3 separate regions of the Homo sapiens genome follow, and all the other regions are linked to region 1. The links are chromatin contacts, found by Hi-C or POLR2A ChIA-PET in ENCODE. All regions are on one chromosome and are shown on one strand. Each heading gives the region's core, a stretch centred on a gene start or an enhancer-like site at or near the end of the contact. The rest is flanking DNA. Distances are from core to core; before and after follow the strand shown.

Region 1 (4,103 bases), core at 198-2,697:
CCCTTGTTTGTTTAAGCCACTGATAGTCAAGCTTTCTGTTGCTCCTAGGGGATATAAGCATTCTCACTCCCCTGTGCCTCTACTTTCTCTTTTTTTTTTTTTTTTTTGAGACAGAGTCTCGCTCTGTCTCCCAGGCTAGAGTGCAGTGACCTGATCTCGGCTCACTACAACCTCCGCCTCCCGCGTTCAAGTGACCCTCCTGCCTCAGCCTCCCGAGTAGCTGGGACTATAGGTGTCCGCCACCATGCCCGGCTAATTTTTGTATTTTTAGTAGAGACGGGGTTTCACCATATTGGCCAAGCTGGTCTCGAACTCCTGACCTTGTGATCCGCCCGCCTTGGCCTCCCAAAGTGCTGGGATTACAGGCGTGAGCCACCGCGCCCAGCTCCTCTAATTTCTCTTTGTAAAAGCCTTCAGCTGCTAATTCTCCCTTTCCTGCCACCAACAGCCTACTTACTACCTACTTACCTGCACCCACAGCCATCTTATTTGCTCCTTCTCTCCTGTTAAAATGGAAAAGGGCTCCCTACCATGGAGGGGGAGTGGGAGTAAATGGAAAGATGCTAATCTGGCATCCATTACAAGTTCATCTTTCAGTTTTGGTTTTCTTACTCATCCGCACCTTAGTTCTGGGCCTCTACCACTCATCAGCTGTGTGCCTTAAAAACAGGCCATTAAAGTAGCAAATATTTATTGAGTAGATTCTAAGCTGTGCCCAAAAAGGCACTGCGCTAGGTGGTAGGAGTTGCTAGGGCTAGGAAACAGACACAGTCCAAGTAGAGAGAAAATTATTTACAAGACAGGGGAATGGAGCCTTGGAGGAACTGACCTATGTGGCTGGGAGGGCAGAGAATGTGGGAAGAGCTCGGAAGAAGGGGCTGGGGAGGTAGGCGTGGGCCACAGCCAACTGGCTTCTGTAGACTAGGGAGGGTAATGATTTTGGTTTCAATCCTAAATCACTAAGACAGGAAGTGAATTACTCTGTCGGAGCCTCAATTTCTACCTCGAAAAATATGTTTTATTACTAACTCCTGTACTAGATTGAGAGTTACGGAGAAGGATTTATCCTTTTATTCATTTCTGCATCGCCAGCGCCCGACACATGGTAGGCGCTTAATCAATGCCTGTTCGGTGAATAAATAAGACCGGGGACTCCTCCACAGACTTCTGTCATTAAGTCAACCAGTCAGCAGAGATTTCCTTCTCCGCGTTCCTTTCCTTCCCTCCCCTTTTCTTGCCCTTCCTCCCTCTCCTCTTCCACGCCCCCTTCCCACTCCTCCCCCTCCTATCCTCTCCTGGCTTCCTCCTCCTCTTCCCGGCCCCGCCCCCCGCTGCGTTGCGAAGGCGGGGAAGGCGAGGCGGGCTTTACGGCAGCCGCGTTGCGGCGGGGCGGGGCGCCGGGCGGCCGGCGCGCTTGGCGGCAGCCGTGGGAGGCAGGCCGGCAGGCAGACGGACTCGCAGGCGTGTGGCGGCGGCCGTGCTTGCTAGTGAGGGCGGGAGGGAGTGACTCACTGAGCGTGTGTGAGGGAGGGAGCGAGCGAGCGAACGAGCAGCCGGCGCCGTCCTCCCGCAGCACCAGCCAGGCCACGCCGCCGCCTCTTCCCCTGCGCCCCGCGCCCAGGCCGGGCCGAGCCGAGCCGAGCCGGGTCGGGCCCGGGCCATGCTGCTCACCGTGTACTGTGTGCGGAGGGACCTCTCCGAGGTGACCTTTTCCCTCCAGGTCGACGCCGACTTCGAGCTGCACAACTTCCGCGCGCTGTGCGAGCTCGAGTCTGGCATCCCCGCAGCCGAGAGCCAGGTACGCCGGGCAGCGAGCCGGGCCTGCCCCGGAGCTAAGCCCTCCCCGCCTCGGGGCCTCACTCCCTCCCTTTGCTACTGGTGAAGAATTGGGGGCTGGGGGGAGCAAGGATAGCCATTCTCAGGTCACCCCCGCATCCGGAAAGGAGCTGGGGAGCTGGCATCAGTAGCTGCCCTCACACACTCCGAGCATGGGGTGGGGTACGAGGAGAGGGAGCGGAGAACCTGACCGCAGACGCACCCACTGCAGCGTGAGGGGCGCGTGGACTGTTGAGCAGCGCTAACCCTCCCCACCTTTGGCTCTTTGGCCCTTCCCTGTTTCTAATCCCGAGTGTAGGATATCGTTGTGGACCTCAGAAGCAGCCCTGGGTTTGCTAGGATTCATACATCCTGCAAACCAGAAATACCAGTTTGGATCACTGTGGTAGATAGATGTTCCTCTGCTTTTTTTTTTTTTTTTTTCTGGAGAGGGTTTCTGCTTAAATATACGCAGTTTACCTTTAAATGCACAGATTTGCACTTCCGGTGAAAGAAAAAGTTTAAGACTTGCACTACCTCATTTTGGGGTCTTTGGAAATGCTCTTTACCCACCACATGCGTTTCTGGTTAAATTCTTTTGAAAAACAGTACCTATTGGTTCAACTCAAGCTGTTTGTTTGTTTCGGTTCTACCCTGGTAGTAAGCCAGAAGGCCCTTTTTCTTTCAGGTCACAGTTCAGAGTTTGGGTCAGTTCAAAGCTCAATGCTTTAAAAGGATATTTGCTTGGAAACGGCCTAGTATCAGTGCTGTTTGGTGGTTTCATTTCCCTACTCAGCTTGCTGGAAAGAAGTTCAGCCTCTCATATTTTAACTAAGCAAAGTAATTCTCAAAATGCTTTGGGGCTGCCCCTAGTCTTTATCAAACAGAATCGGTGACACTAACGCTGTAAACTTTACACTAAAACACTTAGATCATGACTTAATAAATTTAGCCTGGAGGAAATAGTCTAAACATTAAGAAAATTATAGAGGTCTCCCAAGTCTCCATCAAGTAAATCTTGATTTTCTACTGCAGTTATGAAATAGTTTACAAAACGATTGCCCAACTGCAGCTTGTTCTGCTGTCTTATGGTAAACACGTGTCAATACTTTGTTCAGAAGTATGATTCCTTTACACAATGTGAACTTTAGAACCTTGGCATAAAGCTGTTCAGAAAGAATTTAAAAAGTTAATCCACAAAAGCTCAGGAACCAGTTCTGTCAGTGAATGCCTCATGTGGAGAACTAGGAAAGGACTGTTTAAATAGAGAAAATAAACTCTTCAATTTTTTTTCTTTTTTTGTTTTTGTTTTTGAGACGGAGTCTTGCTCTGTCGCCCATGCTGGAGTGCAGTGGTGCGTTCTCGACTCACTGCAACCCCAGTCTCCCGGGTTCAAGCGATTCTCCTGCCTCAGCCTCCTGAGTAACTGGGACTACGGGCGCGCGCCACCACGCCTGGCTAATTTTTGTAATTTTTTTTTAGTAGAGACGGGGTTTCACCATGTTGACCAGGCTGATTTCAAACTCCTGACCTCTAGTGATCTGCCCGCCTCGGCCTCCCAAAATGCTGCGATTACAGGTGTGAGCCACCGTTCCCGGACAACTCTTCAATTTTTGATAGTGGCTTTTTCTTTTCTTTTCTTTTCTTTTTTTTTTTTCGAGACGGAGTCTCTGTCGCCTAGGCTGGAGTGCAGTGGCGCGATCTCGGCTTACTGCAAGCTCCACCTCCCGGGTTCGTGCCATTCTCCTGCCTCAGCCTCCCGAGTAGCTGGGACTACAGGCGCCCACCACCGCGCCCGACTCATTTTTTGTATTTTTAGTAGAGAAGGGGTTTCACCATGTTAGCCAGGATGGTCTCGATCTCCTGACCTCGTGGTCTGCCCGCCTCGGCCTTCCAAAGTGCTGTGAGCCACCGCACCCGGCCCGATAGTGGCTTTTTCAATTGTTTTTTCCTCTAGCTGTTATATTACCCTGGTTATGATCACCGGCTGGTAGGGAAAATAAGAAATTAAAATGTAAATTGATTTTGTTGTTAGGGCTTGGGAAAAGACAGAGGTTGAGGTTGTTTCCATTCCTGCACTTTTTGTGATGGCTGAAACAAGAAATTTAAGTCAAAGGGATACCTGACACCCCCTTTAATTGACTTAAATTTCTTGTTACAGCCATCATAAAAGACGATTTATTGTGTGGTCAGCCAGACATTGCCCTCTGCCAGTTGGTAAAGTTAGGAATACCTTAGTAATTGAACATAGGCTAACTCCAAATTATTTCTTGTTCATTATGTCAATG
Region 2 (4,033 bases), core at 178-2,677, 370 kb before region 1:
ATTCCTGGATTATGTCCCAGGCCTGCTAAATCAGAATCTCTGGGGTCTGTGCCCAGAAGTCCGCATTTCTAAAAGCCTCCAGGCACGTTTGAGCATCTTCACTGTATATTCCACCACAAATCGATGTCCATGATTTCTCTCTCAGATCCTCTTCCTATTGACTAGGTGTATTAGTCTGTTCTCACACTGCTATAAAGTAATTCCTTGAGACTGAATAATTTACAAAGAAAAGAAGTTTAATTGACTCACAGTTCTGCACTGCTAGGGAGGCCTCAGGAAACTTACAGTTATGGCGGAAGGCCAAGGGGAAGCAAGGAAGCTAGCATGTTGTAACATGGTGTAGCAGGAGAGAGAGAGAGCAAAGGGGGAAGTGCCACACTTTTAAACCATCAGATCTCATGAGAACTCACTCGCTATCATGAGAAAAGCAAGCGGGAAGTCTGCCCCCATGATTCAATCACCTCCCACCAGGCCCCTCTTCCAACACGTGGGGAGTGCAATTCGAGATGAAATTTGGGTGGGGACACACAGCCAAACCGTATCACTAGGGTAGAATGTGCCATAGTTCATCTCTCTTAGAAAAACGTTTAGAGTTTTTCTTGAGGTGTCTGGTCAGCCATTTCCTGCCAGTGAAAGGAATCACTCTCCAGGTAGAGTCAGCAGGAGATAGGATTTCCTGCTGGAGATAGTGGCGGGAGATAGGATTTGCACATCTGCTCAACACACTCCATCCCGCGAGTCCTGTGCCGGCTGACAAGCGGTTTCTTAAGGACAGTAACTGTTCCAGGTGTATTCTGGGATCAGCGTGTGACACTCATAGGACTCAAAAGATGTTTGCAGAGATAGAGAAAGGGCAAAAGAATGAATAAATGTCACTCTTAACAGGGAGGAGCAGAGGCAGCAGGATTGTGAGTTTGGAAATATTTTTTCCCCAGCACATGGAAGAAATCCTCATTCTTTCAAAATTTTTCATTCCACCCCATCCCTTTCCCAATCCCCACCCCACTCCCAGAGATCCCCTCTTCTTACTCTTTCTATTTTCTGGCCTGTAACGGAAAGGACTAGAGATTTGGGTAGGGCAGGGGGCATACTAACCTCCAAGGGTCTCATGAGTTCAGCTCCATCAATCTCCTACCTCTCCCTATCGCCCCCGACCCTCCCTCAACGCATCCAGCTTACAGTGAGGGGTAATGGAAAGGATTCTTGAATCAAATCTCCTCCCTGCTCCTTCCTCGCTGTAAAACCTTGGGCCATTTCTGTGACCTCTGAGCCTCCGCTTTCCTATCTGTGAAATGGGGCAGGCTCGTGGGGCCTGGAGCATTCAGCAGGCGGTAACCCAGTGGGCGTTCCCTGCACGGTGCCACGCCCCCTCTGCCGCGCAGGCCACGCCCTCATCTATTAGGCTGGACCCCGCGGCGCCTGGCGGCGTTGCCATGGCAACGCGCGTACACAGGCCGGCCGGGCGGGCGGGGTGCCGGGTGCGAGCTGGAGACTCCGCGGGAGCGCGGCCGGGAGGCTTCGCCCCGGAGCTGGCCCGACGCCTCCCGAGCTGGCAGGGCTCTCGGCGGAGGTCGGAGCGTGGGCTTCCTCCTCCCGCCAGGTGAGTGCGGCGCGGGAAGGGGTGGCGGGCCGAGACCGGGGACCGGAAGGGGCGGCCCAGCGAGGACTAGCCCTGGCAGGAGGAGGGGTGGCTCCCCGGCCCCATCCTCCTGGATCCAGGCTCCGGTCCCCAGGAGCACCCCAGTAGCTACCCCAACACCAGCCCCTCCTTTCCAGATGCAGGCCCCACCCCGCCCGCGGAGGAAGCCCCCGGGAGCCTTAGACCCTCCTTGGCACCAGCCATGCCACTCTGGGAAGTCCTGGGGGTTACAGCTGGGATTAGGAGGGGCATCCCTGCTGCCCCTGACTTACGAACGACACCCACCCGGCGGTCAGAGAGACTCCCCCCTTGCCTAACCTCTCCCTTCCCAAATACAACACTGAGGAATTTCTAGGGCTCCCAGGCCACTTAAGATCTGGTAACCCCTCAACAGAAATTTTGCTTCTCTATCTCACTTGTGACCTATAAGCAGGGAGTGCAGATGCCTGAAGCTCTTTTGCTCTTTTGCATGGTCGGTGCCCTGTGTCTTAGAACTAATTTACAGAGTTTAACGCATCTAATCACTTTCTACAGTGTTTTCAGGTAGGAAAGTGACTGCACAGGGCAAGATTAAAGTGGGGAAATAGGGCCCAACCCATTCAGCTAAAGAAATAGACTTTTTTTTTTTTTTCCAGAATGTCATCTAGGATAAATACTGAAGGGGAAAATGAAAGGTAGTTACTGTCAGAGGTTCTTAGGCTACCCTGACTTACTTTTAAGCATTGTTTTGTACTTTCATTCATTCATGATTTACTGAGCACCACTATGTGTCAGGCATGGCAGCGCTGGGGGCCAGAGGGGAGTAATGAACAGACTGTGAGGAAATGCAAAGGGTCTGAGATTTTTACACTACTTGCAAGCTAAGTTAGCCTGCCACTGCTTAATGATGCTAGCAGAAGACCAGAGACTCCAGGACCAGAGACAAAGGATGTTATTACTCACAGCACAGCAGGCACTGTGAGCTCATGTTTGCGTTGGTTCCCCTTGCCCTGCAAGTACCCCGGGGTGATGCAGGACAGCTCAGGTGGATGCTGTGCACACTGCGAGTCTGTTTCCCAGCTAAGGAACCCCAAGCTCAGGAAACTCCAGTCTTTTAAAAGGGGCTGCTAGCCAGTGCCCAACCTTTGCCCTGGAAGGAGATGACCTTTTTTTTTTTTTTTTAATTGAGACAGAGTCTTGCTCTGTCTCCCAAGCTAGATAGAGTGCAGTGGCACAATCTCAGCTCACTGCAACCTCTGCTGCACGGTTTCAAGTGATTCTCCTGCCTCAGACTTCCGATTAGCTGGGACTACAGGTGCAAGCCACCATGCCCGGCTAATTTTTTTGTGTTTTTAGTAGAGACAGGGTTTCGCCATGTTGGCCAGGCTGGTCTCAAACTCCTGACCTCAGGTGATCCGTCCACCTGGGCCTCCCAAAGTGCTAGGATTACAGGCATGAGCCACCGTGCCCAGCCAGAGATGACATTTTTATCATAAATCTGCACTCTGCCCTGGATAGGGACACTATCCCTATCCTCTCAGGATATTTGCCCTACAGATGTCCTTGGAAGATTGTCTGGAACAAAATCTGTCAGTGTCTTTGCTCTGAAGATGGGTACAAACACAGGAAACCCATGGAGAATTGAGTTTAACAAAAACAACACAGTTTGGGCTCTCTTGGAACGTATCTCAGTGAAAGGGAAACAGTAAACAGCTAAGTAAAGAACAAGAAAATGACAGAGAATGATAAGCTCAAGGAAGGAGCCACAGCAGTGACACATGCTAGCTAGACAACAAAGTGACTGGTGACGCCTTTAGCTGGGGTGGTCAGGTAGCTACCGCAAGGCACCAGCTGTGGAAACATCGGGGGGAAGAGCTAAAAAAAAAAAAAAAGCCAGTCATTCAGATTTGGGGTTTTACTCTGGAGGCATTTCCTGTGGCTTTCCCACAAAAGAGACATTTCTCGAAAGTTGACTTTAGATTACTTTTACTTTAGTTTGGATGTGGTGCTTGATGATGTAGTCCTCTGCAATTGAAGATTAATAACTCAGGCAATTTGAGGGCAACAGGGCATGGTTCTTTTGGAAAAAGAAGTGTCTTTTTATCCCTATTAAAGACAGCAGACTTAAAAATAAAATTCTCATTATATGAAAGTATTAATATTTCTGAGGATTTCTCATAGGCTTCGGAATTTACAAACATAAACTATCTGGCTTGTTTTTATTTCTCTTACTCCCAAGGGTCTTTTCTTTTTTTGCAGAGGATAGAATTCTGGTGTTAAGGGCTATCTGTTATTTCATGTCCTAAGTGTCAACAAAACAGTGACAACCCCACTATCCCAAGTGACAACCTCTCCCTCCCCCCACTCAGTCACTCTCTCTGCTCCCCCATCCCATCCCCTCCCCACCCAGCAGTG
Region 3 (4,317 bases), core at 191-2,690, 400 kb after region 1:
GTCTCCAGCTGTGGGAGGGAAGAGGGCTTGAGGTGGGTCACATGGAGAAACCCCTCCCCCCACTGCCCAGGTGAGTTCCCCACCTACCCGCATCCGCCCCCCTATAGCTACCAGAGGAGCTGTCCTCACTCTGCCATCACCATCTCACACCTGTCATCTCCCACCCTCAAGCCCCACCCCCTCAGGCTCCCTCTGCCCACATCCCTCCATCCCTCTCCCATTCCTCGGAGGCTCCCTCAGCTGCTCAGGCCCTGGAAGAAAGGATCTGGGAACCTCGGTGCAAAGAGAGGCAGTGAGGGGGCCCCATGGCCATGGGTTGCAGGGACAAGGCCTTCAGTTAGCCCTGGGGGAGTTTGGGTGGGGAAGGGACACTGGCCAGGGTCTGGGGTCCCAGGATGGTAAGGGGGAGTAGGAGACATTGGAGGCAGGAGCAGAATTTGGGATGCGGTGAGTAGGGGGTGGGGGGCTCACCTTCTCAGCCCGCACCTCGATGTGGTTGTTGGAGGTGGTGACAATGATGTCTTCAGGTGAGAAGTCTCTCACGTCCACCGCAAACTCATAGGCGTCTCCTAGGGTCTTGATGTTGCCTGCCCCACCGGGGCGGGCTGTGGGATGGGCTGCTGTGAGCGAGGCATGGAGCAGGCCTTGCATGCAGATCCGGGGGTTCTGGCTCCTTCTCTTGGGGCAAGGGGCGGCTCCCCCAGGCCCTACCTCCCCCCTAGCTGTTTCTCCCTAAGCTCCTCCTCATTCCTACAGCCCACCTTTTCTGGGGTGGGGGTGGGGCCTCACCCAGCACAGTGTGTGTGTATATGAGGCTAGGTCTGTAACAACCCCACCCCAGGCCTGGAGCCTGGGGGCTGCCCCCCACCGCTCACCCATCCAGCCCTCCAGGGCTCCAGCTGGGATTGGCTGTGGTTACAGAGCATGGGTGGCCATGGAACCATGTCCAACCCCCAGGGCCACAACTGTTCCTTAGAGGCCCACCTGTTTTCATGGCCACATCTGTCCCTGTGGCCACATCTGTCTTGGTGGCCACACATGGCTGCAGGCTGTGCAGCACCTGTTCCAGGCCGACCGGCAGCCACAGCGCCTTCGGTGGCGCCCTGGAGCAGACGTCCCCTCCCTGTGCACCTCCCCTCCCCTCAGGGCCCGGATCACTTGCCTGGGAAGGCCAGGGGCTCCGAGTGGGGCCGCATGAAGCTGCCAAAGTCATCGGAAAACATGCTCAGGGCCTTCTCCATGGGCGGGTCCTGGGCCGGGAGAGCACGGGAGGCCGAGGAGGAGGTGGAAGAGGAGGAGGAAGAGGAAGAGGAATGGAAACTTCTCTCCGCTCGGAAGGTGGAAGAGGTTCTGTGGCTCATCCACGGACGGCGCCGGGCCCTGCCCAGGCGGGCGAGGGCTGGACAGGAGAGGGTGTGGGCGCAGGCCTCTGGGCGAGCGTGCCAGGCTCCGACTGCGGCCGCTTTATAAGGCCGACTGTCCCTGGGCTTGGGGCCAGCCCCTTGTCTACTAGCTAAATTTAGGCCTCTCCATGGCCCAGAGGGGGCTGGAAATCTTCTCCCGTGCGCCGGCCCTGCTGACAGCCCGACACGCAGGCCGAGAGGGCTGAGCTCACAGCCTGACATTCCAGGCTGATCACAGCAGCCCCAGGGGCCTCCTCACCACTGCACAGGGCTGGATCCTGTCTCCTTGCCACTCGGACCTCGGTGCCTGCCCCAGAACCTTGCAAGTTTGGGGTTTATTGTGTGTTTTGTTTCCCCCGTCAGCCTGGGGGCTCCTGAGGACTGTGCCTCCCCTCCAGACTCTGGTTCTCCTCCACGGCTGTACCTCCTCCATCAGTGTGCAGGCTCCTTGGGGACAGGGTAGGTGGAAGCACCACCGCTCTGTGACGTCAGGAGCTCCTTCCCTCAAGGCAGACAACCTTCACAGCCCATCTCTAAGGAAAGGTTGAGCCCTGCCAGGGGGTGTAAAATGTGCAGCTGTCCCCTGCCAGCCCCCATGGGGACCTGGATTCTGTGCCTGCACTCCCTCTGACTCTCAGAACATTCAGCAGCCCCAAGAGGACAAAGTTGGCAGCTTTCTCCTTAAAGGTCTAGAAGGTTGTGTTCCCGGCAACTGTCTGCTCCATCTCTGTGTCAGAGGTGATGCCTGCGAGCGCCTTAGGTGGGATTTCAGTCAGAGGTAAAAGAGAATTCCGGAAGACAATTATTCTAGCCCTGAGTTCTAGAATGCCTTCTGGGCATGGGCTCCTGGCTGCAAGCTGTCCAGCACGGCCCCGTTTGATCCCCACACAGCTGGGAGGGTGGAGGGGCTCTTCCCATGTTACGGACGGGGAAGCGAAGCCTCTTGGAAAGGGCGGGGCTCGCAGTTGCGTAAGTGGCAGAGCTGGGATTCGAACCTAGATGTGTTGGACCCAAAGCCCTTCAGAGGCCGAGGTGGTTTGAACATGTGCCTATGGAGACAGGCTGGCCCGGAAGAGCCAGAGAAGCCCCTCCCTACCCACCTGCTTGCTCAGCAAAGCTGGGACTGACCTTGCCCTGGGCCAGGGTGGAGGCCATTCTGAGAGGCGGCCAGGCCCTCTGCTCTGCCCAGGTTGCAGTTAAGGGCCTCTGCTGTCCTCTCCAAATCCGTCCCTTCCGTCCCAGATCAGCTCCAATGCCTCCTCCCCCAGGGAGGCCTCTCTGACTGCTCCTGCTCACATGGGCCCACACCCAGTCCAGATGCCCCCAGCACTGACTGTCTTTGTCCTCCCACAGCACCTGGCAGTGTGACATAGTCTTCCTGTGTGCTGTGACTCTCTGCTGTGTCCCTTCTTCCCTATCCAACTGGCAGTTCCCACGGGGGCGAGGGTTCACCTGTCTCCCCATTAGATTGAAGGTTCTTGAAGACGGGCAGTTTCTCTTTTGTCTGAGCCCCCTACAACCCAGTCTGGAGCTTCATCCTGGAGAGCTCCTTCTACAGGGGTATTAGCGGTGCTGGTGGTATGTGGAGTGGAAGCAGAGCAGGGCACAGGGCACAGCGGCGGGCCAGGCTGTTGCCTGGAGCAACAGGGCCTGTTGCCTCTGGCAGAGTTTCCTGCCCGTGTCGGGGCCTGTGACACCCAGCCTGGCTGAGGGGTTTCTAGGGCAGCTGGGAAGCCACCAGCACTGAGGTGAGATGGAGAGAGGGTGGGGCGGGGTGGGGGGCCCAGAGCCTGCCGCTCGCCAGGGAAACAGGAGCCGGTGGCTAAATGCAGACACACTGTCATGGTGCTGAGGGCCTGAGTCACTGCCCCTGGATGTCAGATCCCGTTACCCACCCCCGCCCACCATTCCTCCTCCCCTTTTTCCCCCTTCCCGAGGCATCACCCACACAAATACTGGATCCTCTGGCTTCACTGACCCAGAGGGACCTCAAAAGGTCATCAAGGACATTCCCCTGCCTCTACCTTCAGATCACAGAGACAGAAGGAGCTACAAAGATGATGCAGTCCTTTGAATCCCAGTCACCCAGGAGAGCTTTTCACAAACACAGACCCTTTCCTTGGACCCCAGGATTTTGATTTGGGATCTGGGGAAGGGACCTCACATCTCTTCCCATCAGCTCCCCACACAGCCAGCTCATAGGCCAGTGATGAAGCCCTCATCACTCAGTAGGTATTCATTGAAACCTTGCTATAAATAGGTGCTGGGCACTGTTCTAGGCTCTGAAGGACTCAGAGATGAATAAGGCAGAGACAGGCCCCTGCTTCCAGGCTCACCTCATCATACAGAAGAGGAAACTGAGGCTCTAGTTGATGAAAGAGTTAGGGTCAGCAGAGCTGTGCTGGCTTCAAACCGGTCATCCTGCTGAGCCACCCTGGCTGCCCTCTTCTCAGCCTCCTGGTGCACACAGGGCTGGGGGGTGAGGGTAGATGTGGACGTGCAGTGCTGGCTGTGGGACAGTAGCCAGCAGCTGCCCCAGACCAGACACTGGAAATCGGGATGTTGACAGGGCAGCCAGTTCTGGTGCTGTGCAGAGTCAACAGGTCGGGGTGGCCAAGGTGAAGGTGGGCTCGAGTCCATACAGAGCGGCAACTCCCATCCCACCTCCCACAACACACATCTTTGATTTTGATTTGACTTGCCTGGCATCTAGGGGCAAAGGGTGGCCCAGGGTCCCAGATTTTAACAATCATCCAAGGGCTATCATAAGCTTCAGAGGGTGGCTTTGTCTGGGTGGGAGTGGAGGCAATTGTCCCCAACCTCTTGCCCAAAAGTGGCATCAGACACAACTCTTCTGTTCTGTGCCCAAACCATTGCCCTGGTTCAGCCTCAGGAGCTGGAGGAGCTTTGGGCA

Evidence for each region. Hi-C counts contacts between places; a loop is a spot of excess contacts on that map. ChIA-PET counts read pairs that join two places held with the same protein, here RNA polymerase II (POLR2A). Pooled maps may share reads with other maps.
Region 2: a map of breast epithelium shows a loop between it and region 1 (19-fold over the local background). The contact joins the promoter of FHAD1 here to the promoter of DDI2 in region 1. A Hi-C loop is called at or near these places in 1 of 168 maps with a recorded cell type or tissue (breast epithelium), 1 of 37 single-sample maps with no recorded cell type and 5 of 50 pooled maps. POLR2A ChIA-PET finds 5 or more read pairs at or near these places in 3 of 52 experiments (HEK293T, activated CD4-positive, alpha-beta T cell and activated T-cell).
Region 3: a loop to region 1 is called in a map of gastrocnemius medialis, with 3 times the contacts of the local background. The contact joins the promoter of HSPB7 here to the promoter of DDI2 in region 1. A Hi-C loop is called at or near these places in 2 of 168 maps with a recorded cell type or tissue (chondrocyte and gastrocnemius medialis) and 3 of 50 pooled maps. POLR2A ChIA-PET finds 5 or more read pairs at or near these places in 2 of 52 experiments (H1 and activated CD4-positive, alpha-beta T cell).

The regions. Positions count from the first base shown.
Region 1 is chr1:15,616,011-15,620,113 of GRCh38, forward strand. It overlaps DDI2 (DDI proteasomal shuttling factor 2), which reads left to right and starts at 1,448. Exons shown (of 10, transcript NM_032341.5): 1 at 1,448-1,798. The coding sequence starts at 1,661. RefSeq lists a silencer at 1,202-1,771.
Region 2 is chr1:15,245,796-15,249,828 of GRCh38, forward strand. FHAD1 (forkhead associated phosphopeptide binding domain 1) reads left to right here and starts at 1,428. Exons shown (of 34, transcript NM_001391957.1): 1 at 1,428-1,600. RefSeq lists silencers at 1,263-1,436, 1,454-1,693.
Region 3 is chr1:16,016,603-16,020,919 of GRCh38, forward strand. HSPB7 (heat shock protein family B (small) member 7) reads right to left here and starts at 1,441. Exons shown (of 3, transcript NM_014424.5): 1 at 1,163-1,441; 2 at 472-605. The coding sequence starts at 1,361. RefSeq lists enhancers at 243-989, 990-1,734.